Linked DNA regions of Homo sapiens: region 2 is linked to region 1. Evidence: chromatin contacts called from ENCODE Hi-C or POLR2A ChIA-PET data. All regions are on one chromosome and are shown on one strand. The core of a region is the stretch at or near the end of the contact, and the rest is flanking DNA. Distances in the headings are between cores, read along the strand shown. Region 1 overlaps LARGE1 (LARGE xylosyl- and glucuronyltransferase 1). Region 2 holds the start of LARGE1-AS1 (LARGE1 antisense RNA 1).

Evidence for each region. Hi-C counts contacts between places; a loop is a spot of excess contacts on that map. ChIA-PET counts read pairs that join two places held with the same protein, here RNA polymerase II (POLR2A). Pooled maps may share reads with other maps.
Region 2: a loop to region 1 is called in a map of heart right ventricle, with 2.7 times the contacts of the local background. The contact joins the promoter of LARGE1-AS1 here to the enhancer-like site in region 1. A Hi-C loop is called at or near these places in 17 of 168 maps with a recorded cell type or tissue (GM13976, IMR-90, MCF 10A and 8 more), 10 of 37 single-sample maps with no recorded cell type and 15 of 50 pooled maps. POLR2A ChIA-PET finds 5 or more read pairs at or near these places in 3 of 52 experiments (AG04450, HEK293T and WTC11).

What each region holds. Positions count from the first base shown.
Region 1 is chr22:33,778,386-33,782,881 of GRCh38, reverse strand. The region is part of intron 1 of LARGE1 (LARGE xylosyl- and glucuronyltransferase 1); the gene reads left to right. Among named protein-coding and RNA genes, the nearest start is that of LARGE-AS1, 56 kb to the right of the region's middle. RefSeq lists enhancers at 1-194, 2,603-3,104. Within about 2 kb of position 1,906, at least 3 of the 41 ENCODE cell types and tissues checked have a DNase peak (open chromatin) inside an H3K27ac peak, as active enhancers do; they include heart right ventricle, where a contact is called at or near this core.
Region 2 is chr22:33,919,436-33,923,931 of GRCh38, reverse strand. LARGE1-AS1 (LARGE1 antisense RNA 1) reads right to left here and starts at 2,707. Exons shown (of 2, transcript XR_001755630.2): 1 at 2,409-2,707; 2 at 877-1,525. LARGE1 (LARGE xylosyl- and glucuronyltransferase 1) reads left to right here and starts at 3,456. Exons shown (of 15, transcript NM_133642.5): 1 at 3,456-3,937. RefSeq lists silencers at 2,589-3,088, 3,409-3,558, 3,829-3,928.

The sequences.
Region 1 (4,496 bases), core at 657-3,156:
CTTGATTTTGTTTTTTTGGAGACAGAGTCTCACTCTGTTGCCAGGCTGGAGTGCAGTGGCGTGATGTTGGCTCACTGCAACCTCCACCTCCCGGGTTCAAGTGATTCTTCTGCCTCAGCCTCCCGAGTAGCTGGGATTACAGGCACGCACCACCACGCCCAGCTAATTTTTGTATTTTTAGTAGAGACGGGGTTTCACCATGTTGGCCAGGATGGTCTTGATCTCCTGACCTCGTGATGCGCCCGCCTCGGCCTCCCAAAGTGCTGGGATTGCATGCATGAGCCACCGCGCCCAGCCCAATTTGATTCTTTATTTTGGTAGTAGCTAATCTATGTGATGAAGCCCTGACTCTTCATTGTTCTCGTGTCACTGATGTAAAACAACAACACATTTAAATGTGTGTTTAAAATGTACAATTCATATAATGTACAATTTAGTGGTTTTTAGTATTTTCACAAGGTTGTGTGATTGTCACAACGAATTCCAGAACATTTTCCTCACTCCCAAAAGAAACCCCATATGCATTATCAGTCACTGCCACTCTCCTCTTATTCTAGCTCCTGATAACCATGTTCTGTCTCTGTGGATTTGGACTGGGAGAGACATAAAGGATAGGGGCTACTCTCCCTCCCGTCTTAAATGCGTCTCAGTCATGAACCTTGCCATATTTTAGTGCTTTAAACATTTTTAAAAATAGTTGATTTGAGGAGGAGGAGGATAAAACAAACAGCAGAACCCAAAAAGAAGAACTCGGACTCCAGACTTAATTCTATCCTTTGCCCTCTGGCTAACTTTGGATATGCCAATTCTTTGTCTGAGCCTCATTTTCCCCATGCAGATAATTTACATTGTATTAGAGAACTACCTCCTCCCCAAGCTCTCTTTCAGGCTTAAATTCAGTGATCTTGAGTCTGTGTGTGTGTATATATATATATGTATATACACACACACACATTGATTTTCTTTTACCATGTGCTGGTTCTTTCAGTCTCTTGCTGCTTTCTGTTATCCACGGAGCTGGCATTGCTTTCTATTTTTATCAGTGTACTATTTAAATATAGAAATAAATATCTTATGTATATCTATTTGTGTGTGTGCATAAAGCAGTGGAATTTATGGACTAATGCGGTCACTTACGTAAATTACTTAGCACGGGGTTTGGCACATACTAAGTGCTAGATAAGTATTATTTGCTAGGTGAGTGATGGGTCACCCTGGGGTAGACCAGTTGACATTTGCTCATATGGAACTTGTTCAGTGAATTGTCCTAAGTGATCACAGCTGGAAGCTGCCTTGGTCTTTGGATGGGGCTTCTGCTGTCTGCATTCTTTCCTCTTTGCTTTCACTAGTTTCTGGAACACGTCAGTGTGAATTTTTTTTTAAGGCAGAGTCTCGTTCTGTTGCCCAGGCTGGAATGCAGTGGTGCAATCTTGGCTCACTGCAACCTCCACCTCCCAGGTTCAGGTGATTCTCCTGCCTCAGCCTCCCGAGTAGCTGGGATTACAGGCACCCACCACCATGCCTGGCTAATTTTTGTATTTTTAGTAGAGATGGGGTTTCACCTCATGTTGGCCAGGCTGGTCTTGAACTCCTGACCTCAGGTGATCTACCCATCTTGGCCTCCCAAAGTGCTGGGATTACAGGTGTGAGCCACAGCACCTGGCCGTCAGTGTGAAATTATAGATTTGGAAAAACAAATCCTGTGAGAAGAGCAATTTACCGTACCCTGCTCTCTTCAAGTGACGTGGGAAATGAAAAACGTCCAAACTAAGACAAATTTATTGGATACCAAAACCACCAGGCTATTGATTCTTAAAGCCAGACAACAAGGTTATGAATTGGGTGATAAAAATGGAAAGCATTTAGCTTGACTTCTAAGGCGGGGCAGCTTTGTGCGCTATCGCAGTTATTGGGTTCTACTGACAGCCCCACAACTAATGACCTAGCACTTATTAACCAGAGTGTTTACTCTATGTGCTACATCTGTCTAATGTGTTGTGTGAGTGAGATATATCTGAACAATTTGATTTTGTATTGAGGCCGGGGTGCCTGAGACTTACTCTGTAACTTTGAAGGCTGCAAGAACATTAGCTAAAAGTTCTTAGCTGCAGCAAGGAAAGCAAGAAATTGTTCTAAGCCCTAAATAGTTTTGCACTGCTGCAGAGGAGGGATTTATGTCTCCTGATGGGTTTTGGAATGGATAAGCAGATGTTGTGTGTTAGATGTTAGAGATCAGTTATTGAACCCACAGTTATTTTAATTTGGATGCTGAAATTCAGAGAGGCTGTGTTCATCAGGGTCATAGTCAGTTGCTGACTGAGATTTCCTAAAGCTTGGCTTCATGCTCCTTCTTTCACACCATTCAGACTGTTGAGGCCTGTGGCAGCTGTCAAGACCGTGCTGTCCATCCTCCAGCTGCCTGGAGTGAGCCCCACTGCTCTTCGACAGGGGCTGCTGGGGACTGGGTATCACTGACCCCGTGGAACTGAAATGCCTCTTTTTGACTCTGTCTCACAGTGGTTTACTTGTGTCTTTTACTCGATGGTGCAGGTAACTGTTATGGGTTGAATTCTGTCTCCAGAATTCATATGTTGAAGTTCCAAGCCTCAGTGCCTCAGAATGTGACCTTATTTGGAAATGGGGTTGTTGCAGATGCAATTAGTTGAGGTCATCCTGAAGCCACTTGGGTCCTTAATCCATTACAACCAGCGTCCTTGTAACGGGAAGTTTGGACACAGACGTGCACACAGGCACAATGTCGCGTGAAGGTTGGAGTTGTGTTGCCACAAGCTAAGGTCCTACCAGGAGCTAGGAGAGAGGCCAGGAACAGATCTTTCCCCAGCGCCTTGAGAGTGAGCGTGCCCTGTTCACACCATGATCTTGAACTTCTAGCCCACAGAACTGTGAGACAAGTTTCTGCTGTTTAAGCCACCCAATTTGTAGCACTGTTGTTATAGCAGCCCTGGCAAACTGACACAATAGCCCAGTGAGCATTCTATACCATGAAAGTAGAATTAGGAGAGGAAGATACAGTAGACTGTACCCTCTTACCACCCCCTAGTTCTTCTTTTTTTAATTTTTTTTTAATTTTTTTGAAACAAGAGTTTTGCTCTTGTTGCCCAGGCCAGACTGCAGTTGCGCGATCTTGGCTCACTGCAACCTCCGCCTCCCGGGTTCAAGTGATTCTGCTGCCTCAGCCTCCCAAGTAACTGGGATTACAGCACACGCCACCACACCTCCACATCTGGCAATTTTTGTATTTTGAGTAGAGATGGGGTTTCACTATGTTGGACAGGCTGGTCTCCAACTCTTGACCTCTGGTGATCCACCCACCTCCGCCTCCCAGTGTCCTGAGATTACAGGCATGAGCTACCACGCCTGGCCTTTTGTTTTAAAATGATCAAACTGTCGCTAGGAACTTGATTACTTCTCACTGTAGAGCTGCTGGGTGCCAGATTACAAGCTAGGTACTTCCTGGTTCCACTCTGTACTATTGTGTGTAATGTATGGCATATTATTTAACCTACCCTGAGCTGTGGTTGTCTGATGTGTACAATAATGGGTGGAATAATGATAGACAAATATTAGGAGTTTGGGGTGGATTAAGCACCCACCATAGAGCCAGACATATATAATGAAATAACCACCGTTCCTTGTGTGGTTCTAGAACCTTATGTGCTAAATTCTAGAAATTTAGGATCATTAATAATAACAAAGATAAATCCCATGTATGCAGAGCGAAGAGATTTAGGTAAACTTAAGAAAAGGCATTCATCTCAAACAAGTACTTACGCGCAAATGTTTGTAGCAAAACTATTCACGGTGGCCCAAAGTAAAAGCATGCCAAATATAACATCACCTGATGAATGGATAAACAAAATGTGGCCTCTCCGTGCAATGGACTATTAATCAGCTGTAAAACAGGATGCTAGGCTGGGTGCGGTGGCTCACGCTGGTAATCCCAGCACTTTGGGAGGCCAAGGCGGGTGGATCACCTGAGGTCGAGAGTTCGAGACCAGCCTGGCCAACATGGGGAAACCCTATCTCTACTAAAAATACAAAAATCAGCTGGGTATGGTGGCAGGCGCCTGTAATCCCAGCTACTGGGGAGGCTGAGGCAGGAGAATTGCTTGAACTCAGGAGGCGGAGGGTGCAGTGAGCCGAGATTGCGCCACTGCACTCCAGTCTGGGCGACAGAGCGAGACTCTTTCTCCAAAAAAAAAAGGATACTGCGCTGACATGTGCTGCAACATGGATAAACCTTGGGTACATGGTGCTGAGTGAGAGGAACCAGACCCAAAAGGCCATGTGTTGAATGATCCCACATACATGGAATATACAGAGCTGCTAACTCTGTAGAGGCAGAAAGCAGATGTTGGTTGCCAGGGACGAGGAGTAAGGGAAAATGGGAGGTGACTGGTTTTCTTTCAGATTGATGGAAATGTTTTAGAATTAGATAAAGGAGTGGTTGCTCAACATCGTGAATGTACTAAATG
Region 2 (4,496 bases), core at 1,458-3,957, 140 kb before region 1:
GGCACACAGAAAAACGGAGGTGAGAGTGTTTCCTGGCTTCCTCTTTGAGATGCCTTTAGGGCCCCCTAGTGGCTGCTTTAAGACCTCAGGTTTCTTAGGATTCGGTCTCCTTGACCCTAATAAAAAATAAGAGACCTTTCCGAATCTCTTCAGTGACAGGTACAATAACTGTGTGGAGATAAACAGATAACAGTTGGTTTAGATAGCTCATTTTTTTTTTTCATTTTTCAGTTCTCAGCAAAAGCTGCGCTCATTCTTTACAAATAACAGATATATCACTTTACATATTTTATTCTGCATTCTCATACTATATCGTAGCGGAAATCCTTTTAAGACATTTGTATCTTGGTTGTGTCAAAAGGCTATAATTCCTGGTAACTACATCCTACTTCAGGGTTTCCATGTATATGTATATACATATTTAGTTGCTTGGACTGGGGAGTTGAGGAGCTTTACAATTTTCCAACGTAATACTTTAAACCTGGGGCTTGATGTACTAACCAGAGGACTCAGTATGTGGCACATTTCAGTCTGACAACATTAATATCATTTAGAGCATTAGCTATGCCACTGACTGCAGGCACTTGCAACCTTGATTTGATAAAACAAAGCTTTTCCACATTTAAGGTGCTTATTGACCAATGCAAGTACACTTTGTGAAATCCACTAATAAGGCATTATGTCTTCAACGTGCCTTACTGACCAGCGTGAACATTGCTAGCTCCCACACCATGGTCACATTTTTCTTTCTTAGATTCCATCTAGAGAATGTACTACACTTGAGTCATTATAATGGAGATGTTTCTTTCCCGGAAGCTTATCTTTTAGTTTCTGATGTTATTCAACTATTTCTCCTTCGCTTGTAAATTTCAGGTCTTTTCCTTTCCTCAGTCACGTTACCTTTATTAATATGCTAATGTGCTGTAATAATGCATTTTACACCACTAATGAAGTGAAGCAAAGCAAAACGTAAAAAGAAAGTACAAATTCTCCCTTTAACTTTACCCGGTTCCGGGGAGGGGGTAGGGGTGAGAGAGGAGGAAGAGAGTAGGAAGGAAGGACATTCGGGCGGCAAAAAAATAAAAATGATCCCCTTGTTTTCAGCGCGTTCTGGAACAGAGCTGCACGTCAGAGGAAGAACTGAGCAGCCTTCGAGCTAAAAGACTTGGCATTAAACTTTGACACTTTAATGGTCTCTAGGATATTAGATAGTATTTTTTCATATAATGTTCTTCTCCGACACGGTAATGGCATCAGAAACAGAATCTGCTATGCCTGCCAACGTGCACGGTGAGGCTCATCGCCGCAGAGGTAAGACAGCAGGACCCCAGCTTCGCAGTTAACTTATCCCGAAGCTCCAAAGCAAACGTCTTTTACTTCTTCGCCGGGGACGCTGCTGTACCACCGCTGCCTCCCTTTCGCATTCTGCTGGGCTCGGTCAGCCGCTGAGATTAGGTAAACAGCGCTCCGGAGCCGGGGCAAAGCGGGCGCTGCTGCTGCTGGTGGGGGTCGTTGTTTCACGAGGCTGGAGGGAAGGGGGATGGGAGAAGGGTCCCAGCTCGGTAAAGCCAAAGGCCGAGAGTGTGGTTACCGAGGCGGGAGCCAGGTCCGGAGCCAAGCAGGGGCCAAGCCTCCGAAGCCCTTGCCGCCCCACCCCCCCAGCCCGACCTCGAGGAGTGGGGTCAGCTGGGCAACCCAAGCTCGGCGGCCCTTTCCCGCGCGCCCCCTCCCCAGCCCATCCTTCCCCTGCCCCTTCCAAGAACTAGGGTGGGCTTCCCGCTGCCTCGCTCGAGTCCTGGAGAGCGGAGAGGCGCGCAGAGGGAAGGCAAAGACCCGGCGGCCCGCCCGGCTGGGGAGAGGTGGAGACCCGGGGGGAAGGGGACCCCAGAAGCCCTGGGACCGAGCTGCGGAAAAACCCGGGAGCTGGATCGCGCGCCCGGAGCTCCGGTCTCCGAGTCCGAGTTGTGCAGCTCTCGGCGTCCTCTTTCTCTCCCTGCCTCTCTGCTTTCGCCTCCTCTGGGTCTTCTCTCGAGGGCATCCTCCTTCCATCCATTCTCACACCCCCGCTCCTGTGCCCCGACCCATTTCACCCACTTCTCCTGTGGCTCGGGAGGACTCTCCGTACCCCCACCCTGGTCCCTAGAACTGGGAGGCTGGAAGTCCATTCAAGGGATGTTGCGCGCCGGGTTCTTATGCCAAGAGGGAAAGAGCGAGAATAAAATCAGCAGGGGAGGGGCGTGTTGTGCGTGCATGGGGTGTGTGTTTGGGGTGGAGGAAAAAGAAATGTAGTTTCCTCAGAGGAAGAGGAAGCCTTGGACAGGATTCTTGGATACCGATCCCAGAAAGATGCCGTCAGAGCCCTTCGGCGGGGCTCCTCACAGACTCCGGCTGCCCCACAGCATGCCCACCTCCGAGAGAAGCTGCGACCCGAGGCGGGGAAACTTCCTACTTCTCACGACGGCTGTTTTGTGCAATTTGGGGAGCAGGCTGCATGGTCCTGCAAGCCTGCGAGCCTCTCTACCACGGCAGCTGCGGGCCCGTCCCGCTTCCCTTCCCCCTTTTTCCGCGAGGCACGCCAAGCCCGAGGCGGCCGGGAGCCGCCGGGGTTGGGGGAAGAAGGGCGGGGAGCTCCCAGCTTGCACCCTTTCATCCCGACCCGGCCCGGGATCCCGGCTCCGGGTGTTGCTTCCGCCTGCCTGCCAGCCAGCGAGCTGAAGAAGCACCGGGGCGGAGTCTCGCCGGGGGGCGGAGCCTGTGCGGGGGCGAACTCTCGGTCCGCGCGGCTGCGGCGCTTGCCATTGGCCGGCCGCTCGGTCACGGGGTCGGGGGCGGGCGCCGACGCGGGCGCCGGCCCCGCCCCCGCTCGGAACCCAGCCCCGGCTCGCGGTCCCCCCCGGCTGCACAGACATGACACAGACACACAGTCACTGCAGCTGCTGAGCGAGTCCGGCGCTCTGGGCACGCGGAGGCGGCGGGGCCAGCCCGGAGCCCGGACCCCAGCGCCCGCCCCTGCCGGTTCCCGCGCGGCGGCCCACTCCTGGCCGGGCGCGGGAGGCGGGGATCGCGCGCCGGCTCCGGCCAGCGGCGCCCGGCTGCCCGCGGCGGCTGCAGCGGCCGCCCAGCTCCGAGCGCCGGGCGCTCCGGGAAGCCGGCGCATCTCGGAGGCGGCGGCGGCGGCCAAGGCCGGCGAGCGCTCCCGGCGGCGGGGGCCGCCCGCCTCGGCTCCCCGCACCCACCGCGCCGCGATCCACTCGCCGCGCCTCCGCTCCCGTGACCTTCCCGGGGCGCCTCCCCTAGCCCCGCGCCCCCGGCCCCGCGCCCCAGGCCGGGGCGAGGCCTTTTCCGGCGCTTCTTTCCCGCGGAGCCGCGGGCGGGCGGCGCAGGCCCTGGGGGAGAGCGCGCCGCGGCCGGTTGCAGCCCCCCCCGCGCCGCCGCGTTCGGCGCCCGGCCCGGCCAGTCTGCTCCTGCCCCGCCGCCGCGCCGGAGCCCGGGCGCCCGAAGCTGGGGGCGCGGCCGCGCTCGTCTCGCCGGGCTGTTCGCGGGCAGGCCCTGCCCTGAAGGGACGAATCGGCTTGGAGCGCGGGAGGTGGAGTCGGCCCCGGCGGTCGCTCCCTGGACCCAACCCGAGGCTGACCCAGGCCCCTGCCCATGCGGGGCGCCCCTGGCTCGGAAGAGTCCCCCGGGCCGGGAGCAGCTCCAGGCAGCGGCCCCGGAGGAAGAGGAAGAAGGGACAGTGCTCAGCTTGGGGGACCCGGACCCTCGCCGCGGCATTTGGAGCCGGGGGCAGTCCCGAACTCTGTGCTTGGCACCGCCGCTCCGAGTAGGGCAGCGCCTGCCGGGACCCTGACCCGGACCCCCTGCGCCTCGTAGGCGGCGGCGCCGCCGCGCCACCCTGTTCTTCCGTGTCTCCCTCTGCCTGGCGGCAGTCACGGCCAAGGTAAGAGCCCCGGAGCGCGAGAGTCGCCGCGGGGGCGCCGTGGTGTGTAGCGCCGGACAAGTTCTCCGAACCTGTGGCTGGTACCCCCTGTACTCGGGATGCCGGCGGGGAGGCCGGGCACACCCTCTGCTGCCCCGGCCGGGAGCCCTGGAGAGGCTGGAGGTGGAAGCCCCCAGTCTCCGAAGTCCCCAGGACCCCCTCAGGGCCTGCTCGGCTTCTGGGCACACAGGCTGCTGGCAGGGAGCGAGCCAGGAGGAGTTTCTGGTTAACACCACGAGGGCATGTGACCGATACCCGCACCCCCGGCCCTCTTGTTAGCGGTGAGCACCTGTGGTTCGCGGAGCCTGCCGTGTTTGGAGAGGGCCCTGTTGGGCGGTACGCAACTACCTTTCGTGGTGTGATGCTGTGAATAACTTTTCTTGTTCCTTCTTGCAGACAGTCCTGCGCAATTTGGGGGCGAGCAGCCACAGCTTGCGAGTCCCTCTTTAGGACAGAGTGGTTGGTTGGCATTGCTATCTGTAGGGGGGAAGCCCAGCCAGCATGTCCTTCCTGTTAGTCA